Regions from separate parts of the Mus musculus genome. Here regions 2, 3, 4, 5, 6 and 7 are each linked to region 1. A link is a loop called in an ENCODE intact Hi-C map of the cell type or tissue named here. Cell type or tissue: left cerebral cortex. All regions are shown on one strand. Region 1 overlaps Otud7a (OTU domain containing 7A). Region 2 overlaps Trpm1 (transient receptor potential cation channel, subfamily M, member 1). Region 3 overlaps Mtmr10 (myotubularin related protein 10). Region 4 overlaps Apba2 (amyloid beta (A4) precursor protein-binding, family A, member 2). Region 5 overlaps Mtmr10 (myotubularin related protein 10). Region 6 has its middle 24 kb from the start of Gm20670. Region 7 has its middle 8.6 kb from the start of Gm20670.

What was found. A loop is a pair of places that touch in the nucleus more often than their neighbours do. Peaks named below come from ENCODE experiments on the same cell type or tissue, not always from the same donor. Only the 100,000 strongest peaks of a DNase experiment are listed, where the experiment ranks them.
Region 2: it touches region 1 in a loop (6-fold over the local background); 29 of 42 quality-filtered maps call a loop at or near these places.
Region 3: it touches region 1 in a loop (2.8-fold over the local background); 5 of 42 quality-filtered maps call a loop at or near these places.
Region 4: a loop joins it to region 1, with 4 times the contacts of the local background. A loop is called at or near these places in 12 of 42 quality-filtered maps.
Region 5: a loop joins it to region 1, with 9 times the contacts of the local background. A loop is called at or near these places in 18 of 42 quality-filtered maps.
Region 6: a loop joins it to region 1, with 4 times the contacts of the local background. A loop is called at or near these places in 4 of 42 quality-filtered maps.
Region 7: it touches region 1 in a loop (3-fold over the local background); 9 of 42 quality-filtered maps call a loop at or near these places.

The regions. Positions count from the first base shown.
Region 1 is chr7:63,750,523-63,754,522 of GRCm38, forward strand. All of the region lies in intron 11 of Otud7a (OTU domain containing 7A), which reads left to right. Among named protein-coding and RNA genes, the nearest start is that of Gm39023, 100 kb to the right of the region's middle. In left cerebral cortex, CTCF peaks have their summits at 1,718 (motif pointing right) and 3,003 (motif pointing right); DNase peaks (open chromatin) are centred at 1,737 and 3,063; H3K27ac peaks cover 1,336 bases.
Region 2 is chr7:64,154,249-64,158,248 of GRCm38, forward strand. All of the region lies in intron 1 of Trpm1 (transient receptor potential cation channel, subfamily M, member 1), which reads left to right. Among named protein-coding and RNA genes, the nearest start is that of Trpm1, 2.4 kb to the left of the region's middle. In left cerebral cortex, a CTCF peak has its summit at 1,703 (motif pointing left); a DNase peak (open chromatin) is centred at 1,594; H3K4me3 peaks cover 444 bases; H3K27ac peaks cover 3,095 bases.
Region 3 is chr7:64,288,320-64,292,319 of GRCm38, forward strand. It overlaps Mtmr10 (myotubularin related protein 10), which reads left to right. Exons shown (of 16, transcript NM_172742.2): 2 at 20-80. Among named protein-coding and RNA genes, the nearest start is that of Mtmr10, 2.6 kb to the left of the region's middle. In left cerebral cortex, a CTCF peak has its summit at 2,227; DNase peaks (open chromatin) are centred at 3,586 and 3,987; H3K4me3 peaks cover 601 bases; H3K27ac peaks cover 562 bases.
Region 4 is chr7:64,740,172-64,744,171 of GRCm38, forward strand. It overlaps Apba2 (amyloid beta (A4) precursor protein-binding, family A, member 2), which reads left to right. Exons shown (of 15, transcript NM_001291166.1): 11 at 3,089-3,268. Among named protein-coding and RNA genes, the nearest start is that of Nsmce3, 130 kb to the right of the region's middle. In left cerebral cortex, a CTCF peak has its summit at 1,936 (motif pointing left); DNase peaks (open chromatin) are centred at 882, 1,714, 1,893, 2,239 and 1 more place; H3K27ac peaks cover 3,382 bases.
Region 5 is chr7:64,325,497-64,329,496 of GRCm38, forward strand. Mtmr10 (myotubularin related protein 10) reads left to right here. Exons shown (of 16, transcript NM_172742.2): 13 at 1,156-1,325. Among named protein-coding and RNA genes, the nearest start is that of Mtmr10, 40 kb to the left of the region's middle. In left cerebral cortex, a CTCF peak has its summit at 1,671 (motif pointing left); a DNase peak (open chromatin) is centred at 1,671.
Region 6 is chr7:64,031,566-64,035,565 of GRCm38, forward strand. No RefSeq gene overlaps it. Among named protein-coding and RNA genes, the nearest start is that of Gm20670, 24 kb to the right of the region's middle. In left cerebral cortex, a CTCF peak has its summit at 1,536; DNase peaks (open chromatin) are centred at 1,676, 2,092 and 2,322; H3K27ac peaks cover 1,784 bases.
Region 7 is chr7:64,046,634-64,050,633 of GRCm38, forward strand. No RefSeq gene overlaps it. Among named protein-coding and RNA genes, the nearest start is that of Gm20670, 8.6 kb to the right of the region's middle. In left cerebral cortex, a CTCF peak has its summit at 2,277; DNase peaks (open chromatin) are centred at 1,952, 2,059 and 3,161; H3K4me3 peaks cover 595 bases; H3K27ac peaks cover 2,384 bases.

The DNA.
Region 1 (4,000 bases):
CTACTTTGTATTTCAGTATGGCTGATTCTGATTGGTCAGTCTTGATGTTCATCGTCTTTCCTTGGCTGTGACTCTCTCAAAGCTGTTCTTCATCTGTTTTAGTTTGTTGTGGGGTCTGTTTTGGTTTTGTTTTTTACTGTTATTGTTTTATTTCTAGCTCTTCTCTTTGATACTTTCTTCTCTCTACAATCAGATATCAATTCCTGCATGGTGCCCACAGTATTATAGACGGATACATTCAGTCCCCAATAGCTGCAACACCTCAGTTGTGTCTAAGTTGGCACCCACTGGTATTCTGATGCAAATAAAGTGGAGTGGGCTGCACTTGCTCTAACACTGACGTGATATGAGACGTGAGCATACATACCATAGTGTTGTGTCTTTTTAGAGAATTGGGCCCTTTAGCATTGTCTCTGGTACCATAATGATTTTCATAAACCAGGTAAGGTGAAAGATAATGAAGTGGTGTCTTTAAAGACGAAAGAAAAACTTCTATTCTCAAATTATCTATTAAATAGCTCCATGGCATGCAGGAGTCATGCTTTCTCAAACAAAAGAGAACAACTTCACGCCTGCACACCAGTGTTAGAGTCTTCTCAACACATTAGAATGTGGGTTTCTTTCCTCCTTCCTCAAAGGTTGTTTTGTTTTGTTTTGTTTTGCTGAAAGTCAGTCATTTTTCTAAGCAGAGAAGACTGGGGAAATCACTTCGTTCCTGGAAACAGGCACACTTTTTTTTTCTTTAGTGTGCATGTTGAAAGCTGTCAGGACACACAAGGCAGGTCACCCCCTCCTGGTAGCACAGAACACTGTCCTAACTGTACCCCGAGTTTGTGGACCTGAGCTCTGCAACTTGTGCTCCTGCTCCTTGGTGGAGAGGAGAGCGCAAGCTCTGCAGAGAACACACCTTGGGATGTTTGCCCATCTTCTGTGGGGCTGGGGGAGGTGGAGGGTGCACCCATGTTCTCATGCTTATGGGAGCCAAAGGTCAATATTGTGTCTTCCTCAGTCCCTTTGTGCCTTTTATTTTGAGACATGGTCTATTGCTGATGTAGCTCAACTGGCTGTCCAGCGAGCCCCAGCTCCTCCTATCTCAAGCTCCCCAGCCCTGAGATTACAAGTATGAATTTTTGCACCTAGCCTTTAATAGGTGCTGGGTTTTGAAACTCATGTTTTCAAGGAGGAGAGTTTACCAACTGAGACATTCCTCTAGCCCCTCACCCATCCTTTTTGTGAACACCATGCTCAGTCCTATAGATGGGAGCCTGTAAGAGCCAACTGGTTTCTTATTTCTCTTTTCTAGAGGAAGAGCCTGCATAACTTCACTGGCTTGCATTCTTCTTTCATGCATATAACACATCTAGCTGAGTTCTTCGTACTGGGGTCAAGTCAACCCCTCCAGGTTGTCTCCACCTTCCCTCAGAGGCATTTTTCTTTCCTTCAAATTTGAGTCACTTAGACTGGCTGAGCCATCCACTCAGGGGTAGGCTAAAGACACGCTGAGAATCTGTAGCTTTCTCATTGTAATGGTAACCTCAAGCAGAAATATCCATTGTGTTTCATAGAATGAAAACTCCAAATCTTCATGGGCCAGTTAGAGATGCTGTAGTAGGCTTACAGGCTAAATGTAAGAGAGAGTTCTTTCCAAAGCAAACCGAAGAGTAAATCCTCTAAGGCCCATTTTGAAAGCTGTTGCTGTTATTGACATTTGCCACCAGGGGGTGCTCTATGATGCCGCCATTTGTTTGCCTGGGTAAAGCAGATGTTTTTCCATGTACAATGGGACAAACATGAAGTGCAATTGATGCTCATGAGGACAGCCTGTTTTTGAGATGCCCTTGGCTGCACCTCCCCTCAGCCTTCAAACAGGCAGCAGCTCATACTCGAAAGATCAGGTGTGAGCTGTATGTCTCCAGCCCCTCACTTAGGACGTAGTCTTCACCCCAGGACAGGAGAGTTGACAGACTGTCAGACTCTTTCTAGGTAGCCAGCACTAGAATCTTCAGATGTATTTCAGTTGTCTTCTCAGAGTAGACAGACCAGGAACCCAGTCCAGGCTATCTGCTGAGGGTAAGAATCCCCAGGCACGCTGTAGCCGTAAGGTAAGAAAGCTGGGACGTCCTGGTTTAGGTAATTTATCAGAAACCAGACAAAATCATAGTGGCTCAGGTTGGGCTCCCAAGTCAACAAAGCCTATGCTGGAGTTCTGGTTAGCAGACAGTTCTTCTCCCAATGAGGTTCAAGAGCCTGCTCCTGACGTCATATACTTGCATTGTCTGTGTAGGAGACATGGGCAGAGAGGGAAACGTCCCCTAAGCCTGGCCATATTGCCCAGAACTGACCATATTACTTTGCTCACAGCCTGTGCATTCAGCTAAGCAAACCACTCCCCACCACACCCCCTTGCTAAGAGGATGGAAAGTATAGTCACAGCTGGCCCATGAAGGGGTAGACAGCCTGACCCAGAACACCCAAATTATACCCACAGGAATTATTTCTGACAAGTTATTATCCTCTATAACAATCTTTTCCAAAACACCTTGATTTGAAGATCCACAGGGAAGCTTATTTACAACGTAGCCCTCCATCCTGATTCAGGACCCTTGCGTTGGCCCTCTGTATGAAGTACAGATCCCTAGGGGACACAATTCTAGTGAGTCTGGGATGCAGTGTCCCTAAGGATCACCTCTGCTGTCCCCCAGCCACCGGTAGGAAGCCACACCAAAGCCTCAATGTGTGTTTGCTGACCTACAAGACAGGCTGAGCTCAGCCCTGGAAACGAAAGCCACATCAAAGCAGAATGAGATGTCCCAGTCCCCTCCCCCGTCAGACCTTACCTACACTGCTCCATGGCTGGCCACACACAAGGAAAACCCCTAAACTGGCTGGTGATCCACAAAACTGCCTTTCATCTGTTTAGGTGGGAAGAAAGGGGGTGGGGTGGGGGGGGAGAAGCAGTTTGCACTCACAGTCTCTTTAGAAACACTAGAGGGCAGCATTGAGTCGCATCTAATTTCTCAACTTTGCAGTATTGGCTCCTGGATTTTCTGTGTTTTGTTTGCCTTTTTGTTCTTGCCATGGCACTGCTAGTATGAATCATAGGCTACGGGCAAGCAAAGGAACAAAGCAGCTGCCAGGGGCCCTGAGCTGGGCTTCTCTGCGGTGGTGAGACTCCAGAGGGGTGGGGCATCCTGAGCGAAGTGACAGAAAGGAGACTGGTACTCATTAGGAAGGTGGAATTTGGAAACCATCTCCACACTTCTTCCTGTTCACTACCCCTGACAACACCCTGAGGAGAAAGCAGATGTGACATTAAGGATTCCATTTGCTAGGAGCAGGGATCCCTCGGGAACTCATCAGATCTCAGTACACCTGTAGGTAGATACTGACCCCACCCATACTGGTCTCGGTGGCTGGTGTGCCTCTGTCCAGATGCTTTGTGGTGAACCAGCTCCTCTGAGAAGTAACAGGCCAGACTCCCCCACCTAATCACCACCGCCACAGAAGGCTCCCTCTCTGCTCCCCTTTTAAAGGGGCTGTAGGCCAACACTGCCTCTCCTGGACTTGTCACTAGATGCTTTCTGTAGGAGCCTGCTGCCTGGTCCTATGCAGATGAGCTCCCTGGTGGGGGCGGGGGGTGCAGCCCCCACCTCCAGTCTTGCCTCAGCAGAGCTCAGCTCACACCTCTCCCAACTTGCAAATTCTGCCCTTCTCTGAGATGAAATGGAGGCAAGGAGCAGGTCATCCAAAAGTGGCCTTCCGTGGTTCACCACACCCATCTGGGTTTTTCTTCGGAAATAGCAAAAGCACCCATAGCTTTTTCTCATCCTGACAGCAGAGAGATGCCTGCCCTCTAACAGAAAGAGACCCTGTCAGTCCAGGTGATGCCTCCACCTGCTTGCTCTTCGCCTACATAATAGAAACAAGTTTGAAACCTATAGTCTTAACATTCGTGGTATGCAAGTTCTGAGTCTACCTTCTGTCTCCATTAGGTTACCTG
Region 2 (4,000 bases), 400 kb after region 1:
TACTGCATCAAACTCCTTTCTTAGGGGGTGACTCCACATTTCATGCCTCTATGTCCCATGTCTGATGTCTTCATTCTCTCACTTTCAGGATGTTGTACTGGTAGCCGTGGCCAGTATCCTCACGGCTCTGAGCCATGACATCCCTTGTCTCCACACGGGGCACTGTGAAAGGGTTCTTATGTGGCTTGCTTGTCCTTGCTTTGCTCTGTTCCAGATTTATAGAATTACTGAGGGGACTTAGAGGTATACTGCTGCTTCTAGAAGACGTGAGGGTGGCCCTGAGTGAGCCCTGCGTTTGGTATAGGTTTCTGTGGCCTCTGAGCAGGCTGAGTGGACGTCCCATTCTGTTAAAGGCCACTTACTGTGTTAGGGTCACTTGTCTTCTGCACCTGGTCTGTCTAAGGCAACAAAAAACTAGCCTAGGAGTAGGTGGCCTTCAGTACCCTGGGCTGCAAGAATGGGTCCTTTGGACCCAGGTTACCATGGCCCATACAACTGGAGACCTGATTAAGAAAATCAGACACAAGTTAACTGTAAAGTTAGGATCTTGTGGGCTATGCCCTCGGATGGAGACACACTATGTGCTTGGTTACTCAGTGTGTTTGTTACATACAAAGTAAATGAGGAGGCAGGTCAGCTAGTGTGTGTTTATTATATACGGTATGAACAAGGAGACTAGCCAGCTAATGTGTGTTTATTATATATAGTATGGACAAGGAGGCTGGTCAGCTAATCTTGGTAGATGGTCTCTATAGAGAAACGGCCTCAGGGGATTTGACCATGAAGTAATCTGGGATGAAAAAGCTCTGTACAGTTTGCACTACTCACTACTGTTTTTTAGCTAAATGTCACCCATTCTTCAACATCCATCCTTGCACCAGGGAAAGGCCTTGCCATCCTATGAATCTGAGGCACTGGTGTTCTTGACATGGTCATGCTCATGACGTGAATGCTCATTCAACAAGTATACACTCTCTTCCCACAGTAGGTGGCCTGATAGGTCATCTTACTCAGCTGCCCTCAGGTAGAGCCCAAGGAGGAGGTAGAGGCTCCTTCCAAGACACTGCCCCTACAGAGGGTGAAGGAGGCAGGAAGGAGAGGGTGTGAACAGAAGGGTGCACCACTGCAGTAGCTCTTTCTGACATTCCAGCCAGTGCCCTGGTCAGTGTTGGGGACAGAAGCCAGGACAGCAGCGCGATCCAGGTGAGTGCCTCAGGGAAGGTATTCCCTCAGGCAGGACACTGGGTCATCTTAGGAGCTGACCAGGCGGTTGATCTCATAGCACAGAAACAGCTAGGCATTTATCCATCCAGTTGTTTCCTAGCGTCTGATGTCCTAGGAACCTGAAAACACACACAAAGTCAATAGGAAATGGTTTATTTTTAAAGGCTTTTTACAAGTTTCAAGAAGATCCATCCCCAGGGGCTCCTTGTGGGTGGTAGAAGGTACAGCTCTGTTCTCCCAGGTGTGTGAGAGTTAGCAGTCTTTCTGTAGAGCCCGCACGCCCACGGGTGTCCTGTAAATTAGTATTCACAAATCTACCGCCACACTTGGCAGGAACGCGACATTCACATGCCTCTAGCTGTGCCACTGCGCATGACCCTCCTTCCCAGAACACAGCCGCTCCCACTGCTAACTGATAAGCTCCGGAAAGGAAGCAGGCTGTGCTGTTCTGGAATTCCATGTCTCTGTTGCCCTCTGCCGGGTGCTTACCCTAGTGAAGTAGCAGAGTCTGGGTGTGGGGAACTCAGCAGATGGGAGGAACACACTGAGTGTGGTCAGCATTGAAAACTAGCACTTCTCTCTCCTTTCTGTTCCCCCTCCTCCTCTTCCCTCTCTGTCCCGCTGTCTCTCTCTCTCTTTCACTCTCTCTCTCTCTCTCTCTCTTTCACTCTCTCTCTCTTTCTCTCTCTCTCTCTTCCTTTTACTCCCTCCTCCCCCCATCCTCCAGGACTACACATTTGATTCTACTTCAAATTTAAGAGGGTGTCCCTCCCCTTCCAAGGTGAACTCATCCCATGGCAATTTATGACCCCCCCTCCCCCAAATCCTAATTCTCCAAGTCCTCACTGCCAGATCCGGTCCCTGGCACCTCTCCCCCAAATCCCGAGTCTCCAAGCCCTCCTTGCCAGAACCAGACCTAGTTAAAGGCTCAGTGTAGCCCCGGGCATGATCATGACACTCCTCAGGCCAAGAATGAGATCACCGAAGGGAGAAGGAAGGATGGTTCTTCCATCTGTTTCTGTTACACTGTGTAGGAGTGTTACTCTGTAGCCCAGGCTGGTCTTGAACTTACAGCAATCCCCCTGCCTCAGTCCCCCCTTCCCCCTCAGGCTTAGATTACAGGGGTGAGCCACTTAATCTGTAAGGGGATAGTGAGAAACAAGTTCCCAAAGTATGCATGTTCCTTTGTTTTTGTAAACACTTGAGATTCCTTTGTCCTTAGGAACTTGGTGCTCTTCCAAGGGTGATCCTGCCTGGCCCTCTGTTGTCAAAGACACTTTTGGCCTTTGGCCTGGCTGGTCAGCTTTTCCTGTTAGGCAGCTCCTCACTTGGCCTTAACACCACCCCCACCCCAAAAAATCCCAATATCCAGCCAAGGGAATTGAATCAGTGACTGAAGGGCAGCTACCTCTATGCAGGAGGCCCAGCCTTCCGCAGCTGTAGGAAAAGCTGCCAGGTGGCCATGTGGAACATGAAAACCCTGTCTACATTTTAATTTGCTAAACGATACAGATAAAATTTGGAATTGAAAATGGAGGTCTTGAACATATTAAATGGTAGCACAGCCTGGTAAACTGTACCTTAGATCCCCTTAGAAAATTCCAGCACAGGTCCTGAAGGACATACACAAAAATGCTTATCTCAGCATTCCACGTTGCTGCAAATAAGAGTGCCCTGGAGCTCACTGGCAAGGGTGTGCTGGGATCCCTGCAGCTCTGAACAATGGACTACTATACAGTACTTAAAATATCAACACAGATAAATTCTGGAACATATGTTATCAAAACAATAAGCTTCTCATAAAATCTCCAAAACACACAAGGAAATTCTAAAAATGACATGTCCTTTTAGGATAGAGGTGGTTAGCTCTGTCTGTAATCTTTCTTTCTTCATGTGCTAGATGCAATCATTTTTCCTTTTCTTGGCCTCTGTGGTGGTTTGAACAGATTTGGCCCCCATAGATTCATGTGTTTGACTGCTTGGCCCACAGGGATTGGCACTACTGCTAGGAGGTGTGGCCTTGTTGGAGGGGCTGTGTCACTGTGAAGGTGGGCTTTGGGGTCTCAGTCCTAAGCTCCACCCAGTGTGGAATTCGAGTCTCTTCCTGGCTGCCTTCAAATCGAGATGAAGATCTTTTGGCTCCTCCAGCACTATGTCTGCCTGAACGCTGCCATGCCTCCTACCGTGATGATAATGGACTGAACCTCCGTAACTGTAAGCTGGCCCCAGTCAAACATTATTGGTAAGACTTGCGTTGGTCATGTAGTCCCTTCACAGCAATGAAACCCTAAAACAGCCTCCTTCCTTTTTTTACACGGCTCACCTGTCTGTCAGCCTTTCTTATGATTTTGAAATCAAAGCGGTGCTTTCACAATTGAGAATTGGTTTCATCCTTCTCGAAGAAGCCCAGGTGCAGCAAGGAGTGCCCTGCCTGCCTCTAATCTCAGAGAAAGAATTCTACAGCGCTGGCTTTTACCAGCAGCTCTCTTGCCTCCTCAGCCCAGAAGCTGCACACAGGGGCCGAGCCAAACTGGCCTGCCCTCTGTATCCCACCACCCTCTGTAGCAGCTGCAGCCGAAGACATATCTCAGATCAAGGGATCAGGAGCTGTGAACTCGGGAACCACTCTGGGGAGCTAGACTTGGTTCTGTGGAGTGCGCTACACTTTTCAGAGAGCATGGCTGTTATCTGGGGGGATCCCAGTAGATTTTCATGTTAAGTCGCCACCCAAAGTCACTGTGAAATGATCAATACCCCCCCCCCAAAGAAAATGTTC
Region 3 (4,000 bases), 540 kb after region 1:
TTTTGTTCCTGTATTTCAGACTGACGATAAGATCAGTTCCGAACCGAAGATTAAAAAGCTGGAGCCGGTCCTTTTGCCAGGTAAATTTCAGAATTTGAATGTGCCTTGGACTGAGATTGTACGGAATGGTATTGTGTAGTTCTCTTTCCCTTTCCATTATTTTTAACTTTCTCCAGAGAGTTGGCTAGACATAATTGATGTTTGTCTCGGAAAGTTTAAAGTACAATAGAAGACTTTCAAGAGAATAACTACCTCATTTCTTTTCTGTCTCCTGAAAGGGTAGTTTTGAAAGATGAATCTAATTGCTTGGGTAGTGAAAGTTCTTATGCTTTCCATATGTGTTACCACCTAATGAAATCATGATTAATAATCCAATCATTTTAATGTGTTTTGATAGTATGAAAAGCATGTCTGTGTTCTAAGATAATGACAAAGCTTAGCAGACATTGACTGACTCTGTAATTGGCTTTTGAAGTTGTCAGCTGTCTGCAAGTTTGCTTCTTTCAGTTTAGAACTTTGTTTCCCAGTAGAGACACTATTGACCTTTCAGGCTGGGCAATTCTTGTGAGAAGCTGTCCTGAGCTGACAGCCATCCCTACCTCTTTGGCCTCTTATCAGTTCCATGATAGTGGTGCCCCCATCTTCTGCTAACTGCTAACATCCTCAGTACAACCAGAATGTCTCCAGGCATCCCCGTGTGTGTGTGTGTGTGTGTGTGTGTGTGTGTGTGTGTGCTCGAGCCTCTTGGAAATCATTTGTTAAGAACAAATTTATCTTAGATGGAGACCTTACAAATAGAAGTAGGGATTCATAGAAAACAGTTTTACAATGTAGAAAAACTATTATTTGATTACTATTTTTGAATTGTGTAGCAATTACACAATAATTAAAGAAAAATCGGTGTTTTAATAAGATTATTGGGGCAAATAACCAGACATTTAGGAAGGCCTATCTATCTTAAGCTTAAATTATGATCAAATACCAGTTTTGTATGTCAGAAAAAAAAAGTCTCAAATTCATCCCTTTAATAAGAGAGTTACGACTTCACAAGTGTGGGAACTTGAAGTGTAGTAGAGATGAACAGTTAAAGCGTCAGCCTTTGGTTCCGTATGGCAGATGCCAACTCTTAAAAGTTCTTGTAGACTACTAGAGTTATATTTTTTCTGGCTTTTGTTAGTGTCTTCTCCTCAGTGTTTACTGATGAACCCTTTCTGCTGGTCCTGAGAGTGAGCTGAAGCAGTACTGAGCAACCCTTGCCCCCGTGCATGCTCCGTGTTGGTATTCGCCACCGTAGGCACAGCAGAGACAGCCAGGGGAGCAGTATGCGTGTTGACCAAGTGTCTGGAAGCTGTTGAACTTTGCCTTCGCTTTGAACTGGTTTTTAGACAGCCAGGTCTCCCCTCAGCAATTCTGTGCTCTGACACTAAAAAACAATGTAGTCCTAACTATAAATACTCAAGTTTTGTTTTTTTTTTAATTAGCTTTTAAACTTAAGCTATGCTTAGGAAAAATGTGATTATGAATATGGTTGAAGAATTTTCTTAATGAAGAATTAGTCTTTGAAATTACTACTAATACTACTACTATTACTACTACTACTACCATTTCTGGGGAAGATTTTAACCCCGGTTCCTGACTGTGAGTAGTATACTTTTCGTAGAAATAGCAGTGTCTTTTGTTCAATGCCCATTAAAAAACTTGCTGACCTGAATGATAACCCTGATTGATGTCCAGTTTTTCTTTGCTCCCTGTTTATCTACAGAAGACTGGGCTGCTCCTGAACTGTAAAGCCTTGCCCCTTGCCTAGCCTCTGCTGTTCTTACCGTCTTGTCCCCACTTTCCCAATGCTCTTTGAGGTTGCGCTTTGGCTGAGCCTCCCATTCTGGTCTCCCTTTCCTGCCTTAACTCTAATGTCAAATCTGCAATTCCTGCTAAAACCCCAGTGGTATTTCTTCGGCCTACAACGTGGTACTCTGCATGTGTAATCTGGAAAACGAATAGAAAGTATTGTGATCTAAGCCTGGGCTAGGGTGATGAGGCTTGCAGCTCGTGGTAGAGTATGTGCTTACCATGCTTGGCGTGCGCAAGACACTGGGTTTGCTCCCCACCACCACAAAAATGACAGTGAGCAAACTATAAAGACCTAAGCTAGAAGAGCACTTTTGACTGAGGGCGTGGCTAATACAGTTCTGCCCTTCATTGCCACTGGGGGCAAGAGAAAATCCTCTCAAGTCTCCTGTGGCTTTCTTTACCCAGGTACAAAGAACAAGAAGTAATTGTTCCGTGATATAGTAGCATACACTGCGTTTTGGCTTACTGCCTTGGGTCCAAGGATATCCTACTACGGTTGCCCGAAGTTTGAACTTTTAATTCAATAAGCAGATGAAAATTAGAACACAAAATCAATTGTTTACTTGTGGGCCTTGATCATGTGCTCCGTTGGGCCTCAATGCCAAGTTTAAAATGGTCCCCATCATTTATTAAGTAAAGAAAATTGAAGAAAATGATGAGTAATTGAATTCAGATTCTGGTTTATATTAGTAATTCTCAACTTTCCTGATTCATGAAGCTCTTTGAGATGAGGATTGTATCAAATATAGCTTTGTGAACCTGTTACCTTAACACAGTGCCTGAAATGTGACACTATGCTATCACTGAGTGAATGACTGGACAGTAGGACCCCACCCTGCTCAAACTGTTACCTTAGGTGTGCCTGCATGCAGAAACCAACTCCTGGATTTAGGAACAAGAGAAACACTGCTATTTCATGCTAGACATCTCCTGAGAATTACATCTGAACCTGTAATTGGAGTAAAGTACTGTGTCAGCTTAGTTACCATCTGAGCCGGCATTCTCTTTGTCATTAGCTCATTATATGAATCCTGTTCTCTTATTGTATAGATGTCAGTCATCCCATGCTTTTAGAAAGTACAGAGTATTACAGTCAAGTCTGTAACTCTGTATGTTATTTGTGTATGGGAACATATGAGCACTATCCAGGTTTTGTGTAGAAGGGAGAGTTTCCTGAAGTATAGTGAATCTGGAGGTTGTGGTCTGATAACCGGTTCCCAGATTCCAGGCAGGGCCTGAGTGATGTTTAGGGTAATTATCTATCTATCTATCTATCTATCTATCTATCTGATTGGTTGAAATCATATTGTCTATCGTGGTGTCAGACCCTTGGGGGCTGGCACTCCAGGCCATTGTGCTCTCAGTCTCAAGTGGTGTTTTCGCTAGGCTATGGTCAAAAGAAAAGTTAGGAATATAGAGCTTTTTTTCATCAGTTTGAAGTAATTTGATTTAAAAATTGCACTGAGATTACCTCCTAACTTCTTTGACATACAAAGTTAGGAACTCTGTTTTGCCCCCGAAATTGTTTTTAGGCATAGACATGGTTTGGAATGTAAACTGGAAACTGTAGGATGAGATTATTGTCAGTACGGTTTAGTGAGCACCGTGTAGAGATGACTAGTTACTTTGTCTGTATAGGTGTCCTCCCACCATCTTTCAAAACACATCTCCTTTTGACAAATTGTTCTAACCCAACTCTACGCAGCCATAATTCGGTCCTCACAGTACAGCTCTGCTCCCACACAGGCATATGTCCAGGTTCACACAAGGAAGGTGTTTGGCAGTGCTGCCTGTATTGTAGTTCCAGAAAATCCATGCCAACGAAGGAAGAACACCGAGGGGCTAGCATGACAGTGCGCAGGCAGAAAATCCATGCCAACGAAGGAAGACACCGAGGGGCTAGCATGACAGTGCGCAGGCCTTTGGGCTTTGCTGCCCTTGATATCCAGCTAACACAGAGCCACAGAATGTCCTCCTTGCTAACCTTGCTCCAGGCATGCTTCTGATACCTGAGCTTGAATCCTTGGCTGATAAACCTTATAGGTCAATCCTCACAACAGCTCTGTCAGGCAAGGTACTAGTTTGTCTTCAGTTGACAGGTGAGAGAATTCCTAGCAAGAATTAAGGAAGCTGCCCAGTGTTGCATAAC
Region 4 (4,000 bases), 990 kb after region 1:
TGCTTGCTTGCCAAGGTTGCATGGAAAGATGCACCTGTTCCGAGACTGGGTGGGCTCTGCCTTTGCTGTGTCATCTTGCCATATAACATTGTTATGATGTAAAAAGTTACAACATGGTTTTTCTTTTTCTTTTAATTTAAATATCATGGATCCACTAAGAGATCCTAGGGTTGTAGAAGCCTGTAATCATAGGTCCTCAGAAGCTGAGGTAGTGGGATCATGTCTGCCAGACAGAACTGCCAAGAGAAAGAGGAGGAGGAGGAGGAAGAGAAGGAGAGGAAGGAGGAAGAAAGGAAGGAAGGAAAGAAAGAATAAAGAAAATAAATATTTGTTTCTAATAACAGAAACAAAACTAGAGGTGACCTTTGGGGTGGGGTGGGGTGGGGTAGGGTGTGACACTCCAGCATCTTGATTGAGGCCCTTGAAGGCTGACCTTCCTCAAGCCTTCCTGAAAGACTGCAGTTGGGCTGTTATCTTTTCTCTGTTGACCTATTCCTTCTGTGAAGAGGCCATCCCAAGCTTTTGTCAATGGTGGCAATATTGTGACATCAGGAATCACCCAAGGGGCCAAGGCATGCTTGGTCACCGAAGGACTCACAAACGTCAGTGTAGGATCCATACATTTCACGATCTGAAACCCAGGAGGGAATCTTCATCTGAAAGCAAGGTTCAAAGCAGTGTGTGAGGACCGTGTTCCTTATTTTCTAAGGCATCAGTGGAAAGTGCTTTGGAGCAAGGGGTGTTTTATACAGACCAGTATTTCTGTATAGCCCTACCAGACGGTGCACAGTCTTACACTTCCCACCATTGCATGGAGATCTGTGGACAGACAGGCAGGCATGTTTTTATGGCTGGGAGTTTGGGGATGTCTCCGAGCGCCAGTGTGGTGAGTGTCGAGTGATAGGGAGAGCGAGCAAGAGTCATCAAGTAAGGCTCACGTGCAGACTGTGGAGGAGCCAAGCATGTGAGGAGCCCTGGTTCAGCTGGTGCAGACATCTTTGGGACTCAGTGAAGGTAGAACCCAAGTTACATAGACGTGAAGGAGTGAGAGAAAAGTGTTCCATCAATGTCAGGTACCCGGAGCAGCTGCTGAGAGAGAGGACATGATGGTAGCCTGTCCTGCTGTGTCCTGGGTAGCCCTCTGCAAGGCAGAACTCAGTGCTCTAGGGATAAAGGAAGAGTGGATGTTGCTATGGAGGTGACAGAGCCAGGAAGAGTAATGCTAGGCATGACCTCTTCCCACCTGCAGGAGGCCACCAGGCACCAAGGCTCCTGCACCTACCCCTCGGGCCATATGGGGTCTTTAGCAGCCTGTGCCCACAGGCCTGGCTGTGAGCTGGAACAGGCAAGAGACGCCTGTTGGATGGGCTGGCATTGTGCCTTAGCTAGTGAATTGGCTTTGAATTGGCTCCTGTTCTGGCAGGAGGGAACCAAGGACACAAGGGCAAGGGGCAGGGTGGGAAGGCAGTGGGGGGAGGGGAGATGTGGGGACAGTAAGGGCAGGTGGGAGACAGTAAGGGGAGGTAGGGACAAAAGGGGAAAGCAGAGACAGCAGGAAGTACAAACTCCATGGATTGTTCTTGAAGAGGGTGATCATTCTAATGTGTTAGCTGACTTAAGTCTCGGGGCATTTCCATAGGGAGAGGAGGAGGAGGCATAATATTGCAAGAAGAGGAGGTAGGAGGATGGGAGGTGGGAAGAACCCAGTCTGGAGCTTTCATGGTGAAGACGTCTGATGCAGTCATTCCGCCCTTCCCAGGTGGAGACACAGGGTTTGGAGGCTGGGGCACTGAGATATCAGTTAGGGCAGCCCCTCCAATCTGTGGTTCTTCTCTAAGACCTTCCCTCCTTTGTGGTTTCCAAAGTCACCACTTTGCAGGTTTACTACTGAGAGACCCTCAAATGCTGCTTTCCTTATCTGAGCCAACAGCGCCACCTAGTGGTTGATGGGCCACCACATCCACCCGCTGCTAGCATGCAGATGTGGGAACAGTGAGAGCATTGCGGCATCCTTTCTCTGAGCTGTTCAGGTCTGATTTGGGCAGGCAGTTCAACCTAGAATCAGTCCATATTTAAAGCAAGCCCTCTACCTCATGCTAAGATGTGATCCAGCCCAGCTTAATTTTAGATGAGCTTACTCATTTAAAAGCACCTAAATCACATATTGTGCAGAGGGAGAAAAGAATTGAAGCCAGCCCCTTTGTTCTCAAAACATACTGAACCAAGGTTTTCAGGGTTACCTGGCAGAGGCCCCTCAATGGCCGGTGTGTGGGAGGAGGGACATAAGGAGGACTTGGACTGGGTGGGGCTTACACAGCAGGGAGGTTGGGGCAAGGGAGGGGGATGTTGGTTTTCCTATGCACTGAGAGTTTCCACACCTTCCTGAGGCTGCACAGCTTGGAGCATGCTTGATGTGGTTAAGGAGATGTCCACCTTAGAGCCTGCCTCCCACTGTCCCATTTACACTGCAGGCAGGAAGGCCCTGCTATCTCTTATCAGTGTCCAGGCCTCCGTAGGCTTCTTTCTGCTGGCATAGAAAGAAGTAATGTCCCCAGTGGCGTGGAGTCTGCTCTGGGTCCCAGGTCCTGTAACCCTCAGCTTGCACACCGTCTCATATCATAGCAATGTAGTACACGCACTCGTCTCCTTATGTTTAGGTTTTGTACTTCTGGGGGGATAAAACAGACAGCTAACCATGTATGTGATACTTCTGGGGTTGGAGTGGGGCCTCAGTTCTGTTTTTTGGGTCTTTTTTTTTTTTTAGAATAAAATAGGTAAAAATAAGAATACATTACAGTTTCTAATTAAAGCAAGAAAGTCTGATATTTAGCAAGCACCATTTTCTGTGATTTTACAAAAACCTTGCTTTGTCCCAGTGTCTGGACATGAAGTAGCAGGGACAGCAGAGAGGCTCATCATGGTGGCCTGAGGCGGGGTGTAAGTGGCAGACAGCTTTCTGCCAGCCTAGAGCTCACAGTCACTCCCTCAGTCTTTTAAGTCCAAACGAGGACCCCTATGAAGGTTTATGGACCCCTAGTGGAGCCTGTGTCCGTGCTTTGGTCTAGCATGCCTTTCTTCCTTCCCACAGGCCCAGCTGATCGCCCAGTCCATTGGGCAGGCCTTCAGCGTGGCTTACCAGGAGTTCCTGAGGGCCAATGGCATCAACCCCGAAGACCTGAGCCAGAAGGAATATAGCGACATCATAAATACCCAAGAGATGTATAATGACGACCTCATCCACTTCTCAAACTCAGAGAACTGCAAGGAGGTAAGCCACATCGGCTGGGGCCTCCAAAACTTTCTCTGCTCGACTTTGCCCTCCAAAATGAACCCTCTCGGAGATGGGCTAGGCAGCTGGGATGTGGGGGCTATCTCAGTGCCTCCCCATCTCAGCTCACCAGGCAAAGATGAGAGCAAGGCTTCCTTCCTCACACCAGTGTGTCCAGCACAGGGACCCTCGGGGCATGCCTTGGTACTGCCTTGGAGGTATGCACTTAGATATGAGATGAGATACTTGCTACAGAGACAAAGATTTCAATCAGTCTTAGTAACCCTGAAAATGTGCCTTTTAATGTTGTTGTCTCCATCCACTGGGCTCAGCACTAGGAGATATTTCTGCAAAGCTCGTGGGAGGCATCTTTAAAATAGGGAGCTTGGGTGCGTCGGCAGGGAAGTTCTGAAATTGCCGGTTGCAGAGGCCCTAGCCGATCCTAGAAGCTTTCCCTGGGGGCTTTGGAATGAATGAATGTGCTCATAGGGGAACTAGTGAATGAATGCTTTTGTGTGTCTATGAGGGTGAGTGAATGAATTATCCTGGATTCTTGTTGAGTGCGTGCCCAATCCTGGCTTCTTGGATGGGTGGCAGATAGCTTTCTAATCAGGCAAAGAAAATTTATTTCAGGATGAGAGTAAGGGCAAGATCGTGGAGTAGACACCAGAGGGCATCTTCTGGCCTCCTAGGGTTTGGTGGGTGGGAGAGCTCCAAGGCCTTAGAGCATGG
Region 5 (4,000 bases), 570 kb after region 1:
TTTAAAAGGACAATAGCTGCATGACAAGATGCACAACTGTGATATTAGCACTAGAGACATAGATATAGAAGGTTCATTGCCACCCTTGGCTTTATTGCAAATCTGAGGCCTGTATGGATTACACTGACACCTTGTCTCAAAAAACAAAGATCTGTGGAGAAACGGAAACTAGCTGTAAAGGGCAGGAAGGAAGTGCTTACTACCTTTTCACGTGATGGAGACAGTTCCGCGCCATCATTCACTTCTGAGTCATTGGCACGTGAAGGACGTTCTCTCTGGAGAGACAGTGTGTGGGTTGTCTTCTTTTGTTTGTTTGTTTCTCTGTATAACCCTGGCTGTCCTGGAACCGCTTTGTAGAACAGACTGGCCTCAAACTCATAGGAATCCACCTGCCTCTGCCTCTTGAGAGCTGGGATTAAAGACATGCACCCCCACTGCCCAGTAGAAGACGGTGTTTTATTTACTATCCTTGACAAAACAAGAGCAGAATGCATCCTAGAAATACATTCTACCCTAAACTATGAGAAGTAAAAGATGTGAGCACTGCTCTGCCTGCCGTTGGACCCTTTCCCTCCTACTGGGTGGCCTCGTCCAGCCTTCGTGTGAGGAGAGATGCCTCATCTTCTTGCAACTTGATATGAAATGTTTGGTGGATATCCCTGGGAGGCATGCTCTTTTCTAAAGGAAAGGAAGAGTGGATGAACGAAGGAGGGGTGGCCAGGACAGGAGAACGGAGGGAAAACTGGTTGGGATATATTACATGAGAGAAGAATAAACAAGAAAAAATGTGTGCAGTGAACTGCTGTTATCTGCCAATAGTGACATATGAGAGTGCATTTGCTACTGAGCCCCACGGTCAGTGCATCAGGGTGGAATGGCATCTTCAGTGTGGTGGAGTGAATTAGCATAAATATTGTGTTTAGTTTTTACTTACTGATGACTTGCTCTGATACTTCTCTTGGTTCATATAGATTTCCAATAAATATAGAACATGACTTGTAAAAAATAAGTTTATTATATTTGAGAGCTGCTGGAATCCACTAAATTTTCTTACATAGACTATTTTGAAGGCAATTTAAAGTATAGAATGTTGAATTACCTAACTTACATTCAGGATTTCTCTTGGTCTTCATTTTCTTTCCATTTTATTGACAGAGGAGGAAGGCAGAGACTTGAGTTGTCTGGTGGCTTCTCTCATTCAAGTGATGATGGATCCATACTTCAGGACAATTACTGGATTTCAGAGTCTGATACAGAAGGAGTGGGTCATGGCGGGCTATCAGTTCCTAGACAGATGCAACCACTTGAAGAGGTCAGAGAAAGAGGTAACTAGTCCTGTTGCTTTCCTAGCACTTTTCAAAAGTTTGTTTATTTGTGTGTGTGTGTATGTGTGATGATTAGTGTTATGAAATATAGTGTGGCAAGGAGATATGTTGGGCCCATGCTAAGGTATGCCCTGAGGAATTACACTATTGGGAGAAGGAAGGGGGAGTGAGGACCTAGAGAAGGGGTAGAGGCAGACAGATGAGAGCAGAGCCATAAGGGTAGAGAAGAGGATGGGGCACAGAGGACAGAAAGAGGGGAGGGGAGAGAGAAAAACTGGGTACAGAGAGATTGGGGGCTGGAGTGCCTGGCAATCCCTTTATGGGAAGCCTGCCACCTGGTGGTGGTGGTTGGTGTTGTAAGCCCTGGGAGGAGCCTAGTGGAAGCACCTATAATCTGACAATTAGGGCATGCCAGGACATGCCTGTAGAGGTCGGAGGACAACTTTAAGAACTCAGTTCTCATTCTTCATGAGATTTTTGGGGTCAAAATCAAGTCTTCATGTTCATGTGGTAAGTGCAGTTACACTGAGCCATTTCATAGACCCCCAAACTAGCACCTTTCAAATATGTATGAGATAAATTTTTACCATTGTGAAAATGACAAGGGCCTCTTTAATTTTTCAGTATTGATTTAACACATTGTAGCTTTATTAAAGCCTAACTAATAGATTAGAATCCACATTGATGTAGAAGATTACCGTAGATACAAAGATGACCCCCTATCCTCTGCATCTTAGAGAATAGAGCCAACAACTTCTCTTCAAGCCAGTTGCCTGTAGGGTGTGTTGCAGTTTGTTCCCTCATCCCTGCACCTTAAACACATGGTCGAGTGGCTACCAAGCTGCACTGCAGCCCAGTTGTCAGAAAGTCAAACCTAGTGTGTCTGCACCATGGTGAGTATTTCAGCTGAAAGAACACATGGCCAGTGTCCCACTCAGTCCTATGTAGAAGCACAGGAAACAGGAGAAAGCAGAGCAGCAGGGCCATCCACTGTGTAAGTCCACAGTAACTGAGCGGATGATAATGACTTCAAAAGAATGATTATACGGATGATCAGTGGAATCAAGGAGAGGGTTGAAGACCAGAATGTATTGGAAGAGAGTACAGATGAACAGCTAGATGTAACAACAGCAACAAAGACAACTCAGGATGTGAAAGAGGAATTCAAGTGTCTCCAAAAATATTGAATTTTAGAAAAATGAAACAATAAATTGAATAAACTTTGTTGGAAGCCTCGCCAATATCAAGCATCAAGTGAAAACAGATTACCAGGATGTGAAATTGTAATAGAGGAATGAACTGAAACATTCAAACAGTAAGTTTTTAAAAGCAGGCATAGTACATGCAGTATTTTTGGAATATAATTTAAAACAACCAAACAGTTTAAAAGCTGGACATGGTGGTGCATGCCATAGAGACAGAGGCAGATATCTCTGAGTTCAAGGCCAGCCTGGTCTACAGAGTGAGTTCCAGAATAGCCAGGGCTACACAGAGAAACCCTGTCTTGAAACCCCAGTCTTAAAAGACCAACTAACCAACCAAACAAACAAAACAACTTAAGAGTCATGGACATAGAAGAATGAAAAGAGATATGAGCCAGAGACTACTGAGTAAAATAATAGCAGAAAACCTCCCAAGTTGGGAGATGGACATCCAGATACTGGGGATTTTAGAATCTCAAGCACTTATGACTAAAAAAGTATCCCCAGCTATCACAATACAGCTTTAAAGTGTGTGTGTGTGTGTGTGTGTGTGTGTGTGTGTGTGTGTGTGTGCGCGCGCGCGCGCGCGCACACATGCAGTGCCTGTGGCAGCCAAGAAAGGGCATTAGAACTAGACTCTCCTAGAACTGGAGTTAGAGGTCCCTGTGAAATCACCTGACATTGGTACAGGGCATTAAATGTGGGTCCTCTACTAGAATGGTGTTTGCTTCTCTGTTTCTGTGATAAATACCATAAACAAAAGCAATTTGGGGAGGAAAGGGTCTATTTCCCCTTATACTTCTAGAGGACGGTTGGTCACTGAGAGAAGTCAAGGTAAAAAGTATGGAGGAATGTTGCCTATTGGCTTGCTTCCCATGGTTTGCTCAGCTGTTTTCTATATAACACAGGATGGGATAGGACTGGCCTAGGGGTGGGATGTCCACAGTGGGCTGAGCTCTCCTATAATGACAGTTAATTTCAAGATGCTCCACAGACACCCACGGGCCAGTCCAATGGAGGCAGTTTCTGAATTGAGGTTCTCTTGTCCCAGGCTGACAGAAACCGACCAGCAAATGCAGCAAATGCTTTTAATCACTGGATCATCTCCCTAGCCCCACAGTAAGGTAGTTTCTAATAGTAAGCGTATAGGAAAATAAAAAAGACTCTTGAAGGTTGCAGCCTATTGTAATAGCAGCGGATTTCTAAGCAGAAACTCAAATACCCCCCCCCCCCAAACAAACAAAACTATAAACCCAGGTTATTGATACCAGCAAAGTTATGCTTCATAATCAAAAGAGAAATAAAGACCTTTCATCATAAGCTTAATTAACTAAGTTAATTAAAATCCATTAAGGAGTCTCAGCAAAGGGCACAGAAAGGAATCCTAGACACTGAGGAGGACGAGAAAACAACCAGGAAACAATATGTCTCACTAGAGGGTTTGATAAGCAGATAAGACTGAATCCAGAGTTA
Region 6 (4,000 bases), 280 kb after region 1:
TTCCTTTCCTTTCCTTTCCTTTCCTTTTCCCCAGAGCTGAGGACGGAACCCAGGGCCTTGCGCTTCCTAGGCAAGCGCTCTACCACTGAGCTAAACCCCCAACCCCTGTGCATCTTTTCTTAACCTTTGGTTTTCAACTTTTCTCTCACCCTGTGTTTCGGAAGTCTTTCCAAAAACACACAGCCATACTTTAAAAATTCCAGTTTCAGTTATATCTTTGTCTTTTAGTTGGAATACTTTATATGTTTAATTAACTAATTATACAAATTTAATTATTGATATAGTTGGGCTAAAATCTGGCCTTGAAATTTATTTTCATAATTTGACTCTATTGAAATTGTATGTAGAGGCTGGAGAGATGGCTCAGAGGTTAAGAGCACTGGCTGCTCTTCCAGGGGTCCTGAGTTCAATTCTCAGCCACCACATGGTGGCTCACAACCATCTATAATGGGACCTGATGCCCTCTTTGGGTACGGAAGATTGATATATATTCTTCTTCAGAGACATCTTGGAATATCTTGGAATTCTTACTATATGTAAAATTAAGAATTATATTTATAAACCATGAGCTCAACATTTTGCCTTTCCCACAGTGAGAGAGGACCTTAGCCTTTGGAGCTCTGGCCCTGCACTTGGTGAGATGTTTCCCTGAGGGTTGCTCTATCAAAGCTGTGACTGTCTCAGCCACACGACATGCTATTATCACCAAGTTTCAACCCACTTCTTTTCATTTATCCTCACGGAGCCTATTAGGCCTTCAATCCTTCTACTTCAGGCCTGCCTTTAGGATCGCTTTTCTCGTCAGGAAGAAAAGATGTAAACTCTGTGCTCTCTGTCTCGCCCTCTTCTCACAAGCTCTCTTCTCTGCAGCTCTACAGTGGTGCTTACTTTCAGGCCCTGACAGCTGCACCCTATGCCCCCTGTATTTATCATCACCCCTTGAATACCTGGTCTGGTGTCTTTGGCTGATGTCCAACATGGCTTCTCAGTCACCCTCCTGACTCAGTTGTACCCTGAGGGTGCCAGCCTTCATGTGCACAGGACCTCCACCCTGACTCCTTCCTGGGTGGCCTGGGAGACTTGATTGTTCCTTAAGACCAACAGTGGTTCGGAGGCCCAAGCATTCCTGTCTTTTCTAATGAACATATTCCACAGGATGCTGTGGACTGTTGAGTAAGTTATGTGCTCCCAGGAGTCTCCAGTCCAGTATGCAGGTGGCTTGTGAAGTTAAGGTTGTCTGTTTCTCTAATTGATACTAAGATTCTACATGGGCAACACATTAGTGTCTGGGGCCCCTTGTTGGGGTGAGAGTTGGGGACATGACAGTGCCAGTAGACTCAGCAGGATTCTTGGCTCTGAGGACCTGCTCTTTGACCAGAATCCCTGAGAGGCTCCTAGGAAACTCACCCAGTGGACATCTGCCTGGAGTTCTGTGGCAGGCTGGGATCCAGTCCTAACTTTTGCTCTGCTCTGTCCTCTACTGTCCAGTGATGACACTCAGGATGAAAACCAGGCACAGAAAGGACATGGCGGCTGCCAGCTGGGCTCCTTGCTCCCCCTGGGCTTCCAGGGCTATGGGGAGCTGGCAGGCTGCGGTGCCGGGAAAACACATTGTTTGGGGGCGTTGCGGATACAGTACAGGATATTTTTAGCAGATTGTTCTGACTTAGTGAAAAACCTGAAAGATAGTGTTGATGAGCCCCTTGTTTTAGCTCCGCAGATGGCTGAGCTATAATTAGACGCTTGTTTCTGGGCGACTCTACAGTTCTGTAAGAAGACACCTTGCGGGGTGCAGAGCACATGGCGGGAGGGCGCCTTCGTGGTTTAATTTGGGGCTCAATTTTTTACTCTTTACTCTCAAACCATTAACTGTGTTTGTGACAAAAAAAAAAAAAAAAAAGAAAGAAAAGTAAATGATTCATGGGTTTCTCTAGCTAATCTCAGCCTGGAGAGGTCAGAGGTTGACCCCTTTGTTTTCTGACTTGGTGACAAGCTGTCAGGCACCCTCCTCCTACTCAAAGGTGCTTCTGGGGCCTCCGCCAAGGCAGGTTCTCTGTGCTCACCTGCTCTGCCCTTTCTTTTCCAACAGGGCTTTCTTTTGTGCTTAAGTGTGAGACACCAGGCCTGTTCCTTCTCTTGCTCTTCCCGCTTCACAGGGAAGGGGCTGTGGCTTTTCTACTCCTAATTGTTCTGGTGCTTAAAATGGGGATATATGCCTTTAGTCACCAGCTCCATCTCTCTTCTTCTCTGACCCATGGGCTCCCTGAAACAGGACCAGTGTTGGGTCTGTCTTTATGAGTTCATTTCTTCATGCAAGGAGAGAATTAGTGAAGCACGCTCCGTGCACAATGCATGACACAGGGAAGATGCAGACGAGATTTGAGAGAAGATGGGCCAGATGAAGCTGAAGACGGGAGCCAGCCACTCTACTCTTACGGCTGGGATGGAGATACAGACACAGTCCCAGGCAGGAGTGGCCACTTATTGCCACAGGCTGACTCCCACGACCCTGACTGCCTTCAGAGACCAGTCACAGAAGGCAGAGATATGCTGACCTGTTTCCTGTCACTGTCGCAAATGTCCAAGGTGACAAACTTATCAAAAGCATAGGCTTTGTAGCTTGTGGATTTGGTGTCTCGCTGAGGGGTGTGTGGCAAAGCAAACACTTCACCTCACTGGGGGAGTACAAAAGAGTGAGGGTCCAACAGTCCCCACAATCCCAGACTCTGAAGGCTTCTCTTGGCTTCATCCCATAAATAATCTCTCACAGCACCACTGGGGCAAAGCATTTACCTTACTGATCTTCAGGGGATGCATACGGTCTCAACGCCATTAAGAAAGGAGGGCATGCCACTTCCTTGGCCTGTGTCTTAGTTTGTTTTCTCTTGATAGTAACACCATGACCAAAAGCACCCTGGGGGAGGAAAAGGCTTGTTTCAGCTTACATCTTACAGTTCAGGTTCCAGGGGAGGCCAATTCAGGAATCTGGAGGCAGGAACTAAAGCAGAGACCATGGAGGAATACTGCCTACTGGTTTGTTTTCTGTGGCTTGCTCACCTTTGCTTCCTAACAAAATTCAAGACCACCTTCCCAGGGGTAGTACTGCTCACAGTGGGCAAGGCCTTCCTATATCAATCATTAACCCAGAAAATGCCTCACAGGCTTGCTGACAGGCCAGTCTGATGGATGCAGTGTCTCAGTGGAGGTTTCCTTTTCCCAAATGACTGTTGCTTGTATAAAACTGACAAGAAAACAAAACGAAACATCCCCCCAAAAACCCAGAAAAACAAAAACCAACCAGCCAAACAACAACAAAAAAGACAAAAACAAAACAAAACACAAAATAACACACACACACACACACACACACACACACACACACACAAACACAAAACTAACCAGGAGGAATTGTAAGGATGCCATGCTGTATCCTATGTCTATACCACTGTCAGCTTCTACCTCTGTCTGGTCACTGGCTCTGAGAGAAGCCAAGTTAACAGCAGTTATCTGAGGCCTGTGGGGTGAGGAGCTGCCTCCCTCCTATAGTCACGGGTATGGCTTGAAAGCAAGACCTCACACACAACAGCTTCCACGGACCACTGTCCCTGTCACTAGAGGCCTGATGATCACCAGGACAGTCTGATGGTCAGTCAGTCAGAACTGCTAGCTGAGCTCTTCCCAGCCCCCTGCCCCCACTGCTGAGGCCAAGTGAGCTTTCTAAGTTGTCAAACTTCCCGTTGACAGATAACAGACACACCATACAATCTGGATTCTGCCAGTACCTGAGTCAGGGGTGGGGGCTCAGTCACCCTCCCCGTAATCTGTTATCCCCCTGCCTCTCATCTCTCTGGCATCATTTCTTCCTTTCTTTGCAGGCTAGTTTTCAGCCCTTACCAACACAGATCTCCACGTGGCCAACATCCACCAAGATGGGGAACGACCGAAGCCACAGGGAATCACAGAGGCCAGGGAGTCTCACAGCTCTGTCCCCCGCCTAAAT
Region 7 (4,000 bases), 300 kb after region 1:
ACAGTCCCAACTTAATGGTGGTTGGACTTAACAGTTTTCCAACTTTATCATGATGCCAAAGTGACACTCATTCAGTCAAAGCCATACCTCGACATTTCAGCAGGATTCTGTCAGGACCCCAGCTCAAGAATGTGCTGCCCACAGTTAAGGTGGGTCTTCCTTCCTCTATAAACTCTATAACTCTATAAATCCAGAAACTTCCTCATGGATAAGCCCAGAGGTGTGTCTCCTTTGTGATTCTAGATTCATTAAGTTGACAATTAAAACATCACACTGGTTAGGTGAGTTAAAGTCATTTTATTTTAAAACTGTTTTCAATTTACAGGGGTTTTATTGGGGTACGACTTTACTGTTATTCAAGATGCATCTTCTTTAAAAGATAAAGAATTCTCTTTCTTCTTTGTTTTTATACATTTTACTGACTATTGCATGTGCATGATCTGTGTGTGTGTGTGTGTGTGTGTGTGTGTGTGTTCGAGAACTAGAGTGTATGCAGTGCACATATCATGTTATACACGTGAAGGTCAGAGGATAACTTTGTGGAGTTGAATCTTTCATTATTTCTACAGTGACTTTCAGGGATTGAACTCAGGTCATTAGGCTTGCTCAGCAAGTCCTTGAGCTACTGAGCCATGCTTGATGATCAAAATCACAATCGGAGATGGAATGTTTGAGGATAATAAAGAAATCTTGATTCTTTAGCCCTCCCACAGGGTCCTAGGCAGTATGGAGTCACTACCTACCCACTATCAGACTGCCACCAGACTTGATACCACAGCTGGACAAAGTCACCCTCAGACCATACTTTGTTCTGTTTCCAATTGTGACATCTAGATCTTCTGGGGGTAGGCATGTCTCAGCCCTAAGGTCACCTAGCTGGTTTCCAAGGTCAGTGTGGGTCTCTGCCCTTGACTCTTCTGTATCCCTGACCTGAGGGGAACCTTGGGTCTAGGCTTGTGGACAGGGTCACATAAGGAGCAGGCTGGCTGCAGGACTCCCCCCACTGTCCTGTAAAAGCTTCAGTTGTGCAAGGCTACCACTTCTTCCTTAGGTGTCTTAGAAAGGTGGCAGCAAACAGTACTCTCAGTGAGAAAACAATTCATGTAACATAGGCACTGGAAAGGCCTAGTCTTTATCTTACTGTTTGAAGCCAGACAGACTCCAATCCTGGCTGTCTTGCTTGTGTGAGCCAGGCGTGCAGTCCACTCTTGCAATGGCTCAGGCTCCTCCTTTGAAAAATTCGGAGGACAGTAATGAACCTTTATGAGCTATGTGTGAGGTTAAACTGAGGTGTGCCCAGACCCAGACCATGGCTTGGCCTTTGGTAAATACTTAATCAGCCTCAGCTCTAGAACATTCTGCTCCAGTTTCTGTGAAGAGTGTGTTAGCATGCATCCCTGTACTTGGTGAATGTCCTTTTGTGAGGGACAGTTTGTGAATGTTCTCCAGCAAGCCATTAACACGCATTGAGCACCTGAGCCAGACAGAAGACATTCTCAGGTGTGATGTTAGGCAGCTAGGCCACTTCAACTGGCCTTTGAGTGTCCTCTGAGGACAGAGAAAGAGGCCACAGGACCCGTGTTTCCCAGCGCCAGGCTGACATCAGTTTCAGTCACCTTCTTCCTTCTTGCACCACGGACCCTCAGTTCCCCAAGTTTATAGGCAATGAAGAAATGGTCTTGTTCAAAAATATCCAAGCCTGAGGAAGACTAGCTAGGGAGATGAGTGTTACAGAAAGGGGAAGACCGAGTCTGGAGCCTCTAGGGCAGGAGCGTGGAGTTGGAGTTCTGGAATCCTTAGCCTGGGGCTGGTGTGCACTTTTGAGTTTCAAGGTTTCCTCCTTAGCTGGCAGCAGGCACTGGAGTGGCCTCCCCCTCCTTCCTCCTCCTCTCCTGCCTTCTCTGTCTTCCCTCCACCCCTCTTCCCTCAGCCTCCCTTCACCCACTTCCCCAAACCTCTCATGCGAGGGGCGTGGGGGTAGGGAGAGCGGGTGGCACCCACTCTGCTGGGAGGCTGCGTGTATTCTGGGCTCTGGCTGGGGTGGTGGGAGAGAAAATGGGTCAGCACAGGCAGCGACATGGCTGGGGCTGGAGGACAGGGCTTCTGTCTGCTGGTGTCTCCGGTGCAACTGGAGATGGCACGTGACATGGGTGGGCGGGGCTGCCTGTCCACCGCGGGAATGGGGGCTTGAGCGGCTGCTGCGAGACTTCAGGACACCGGTGACTGCCGCCTACCGTCCCTGACCCAGGCCACAGGCTCCCAGATTAATCTCGGAGTTGTCGCTTGTCTGACTACACTGTTCTGGGGACTGTTGGGGAGATGGGTGTGCAAGACGCCCTAGTGACCCCTGTCTTCTGCCTGCCTGTTGTTCTAAACGGCTTCCTCTGGTCAGCTCTCATTCAAGGTGCCATCTTCCTCCCTGCCCCTGGTGTCAGCCACATGTTTCAGCACCCTAAGCCAGTTTCCTGGGGCGGGGCGGGTAGGTTACAGGGTGCTCCATCACCCATCCCCAGGGACAGATCTCTAAATGTCTAGATGGCTCTTACCCTAGCCACTCTGGCTGTGGCCATTCCTAAGGCAAGCGTGACTGCGTTTTGCCCTAGCAGTCCTGAGATGCCTGCCTCTGCAGAATAGCTTAGAGCAAGAAATGGCCCCCAAACCTAAGGACTAGGGGTCTGGGCTAGCCCTAGTAACTATTCAACTTGTCCTTAGTATCTCACGATGTCGGACAGTGTTCCAGGCACCCTGAACTCTCCTGCCCTGGGCCTCTGTAGAAAGAGATAAGAAAGGCTTTCACTGAAAATTTCCCTGCCCCCCTGGTTCCCTCACGTAATCTGGAGGCCTTGTTAGCTAGCTTGCCACAGTTCCTGTTGCTGATAGTGGGATGCTGGCCTTAGACAACGCTTTGCTTGGACTAAGTCTCTCTGAAAAGGGAGATCTTGAGGGGCTTGGGCTTGGCCCAGTCTCCCTCCAGGACTGCCAGGTTTGAGAAGTTATTTCCTGGTCAAATATGAAGTCTATGTTTACTGCACCGTGGTACACATACACCCTTTTGTGTATTCAGCTCCATTTAGCGCTATGACACAGGCAACCGCTTCTGTCCTCTTACTATCCCAACCCCCCCTCGTCTGTATCTAGGTTGGTTGCCAGTGTGGCCCCATTGTTTGGCAAGCACTAGTTGTCTCCCAGGACTGCTGTTAGTTTGTGAGCTGTCCTCCTGTGTGTTCAGTCAGTGAAATACCCCAAGGGGTAGGACAGGGAAGCGGGACAGGAAGAGGGTAGAGAGAGGAGATGGGTGAAAAGTGTCTGGGGCTGAAGAGGCTCTGGGGAAGTGACAGGCTCAGCTCTGCTGAGCAGTAGCCTACAGCCAGACAGAACTGCTGATGAGGGAGCTATCCTGTCTCTTCATGCCTCTCCCTGTTGAGGGAGAGAGGAAGGGTCCTTACCTGCCATTCTCAGGGGTACCTAGGTCGGCTAAGCCTAGGTGCTACAGAATGGAAGAAATATTGACACCCCACCCCCCCCACACTAAGTCTAGAACTCTCAATCTCCCTATTAAATCCACCCACTGACCCCATGATCATGAATTTTTTTTTTCTCCTTAAGAAAATGGCAAATAGGACAAAGTTATATGGCTTTTGAGCGTGACCCATAGAAAATCAGAACTCTTTGTTTCTGATCCAGCAGGCCTTTGAGGAGGGAGAGCTTGGGCCCTGTCTCCGCCCACCCAGGATTCTTCACCTCTGGGTTGAACTGTGGCCAGTACTGCTGATTCTGCCCTTGGCGACACACGGGCCGCACCAGGCTCTGCCAGCTGGCTGCAAGGCTCTAGGATTTCAGACCAGTCATCAAACATAAATACAGAGCCCTGTGGGCCTCTTGAACACTACTCCCAAGAAAAGCAAGGCAGGGGCCCTGCCAATTCAGTTATGAGAAAGATAGCAATTTAGTTTAACTTTGTTGTATTTGGCTTTTTAGTCTACTTATCACCTTCTAGAAT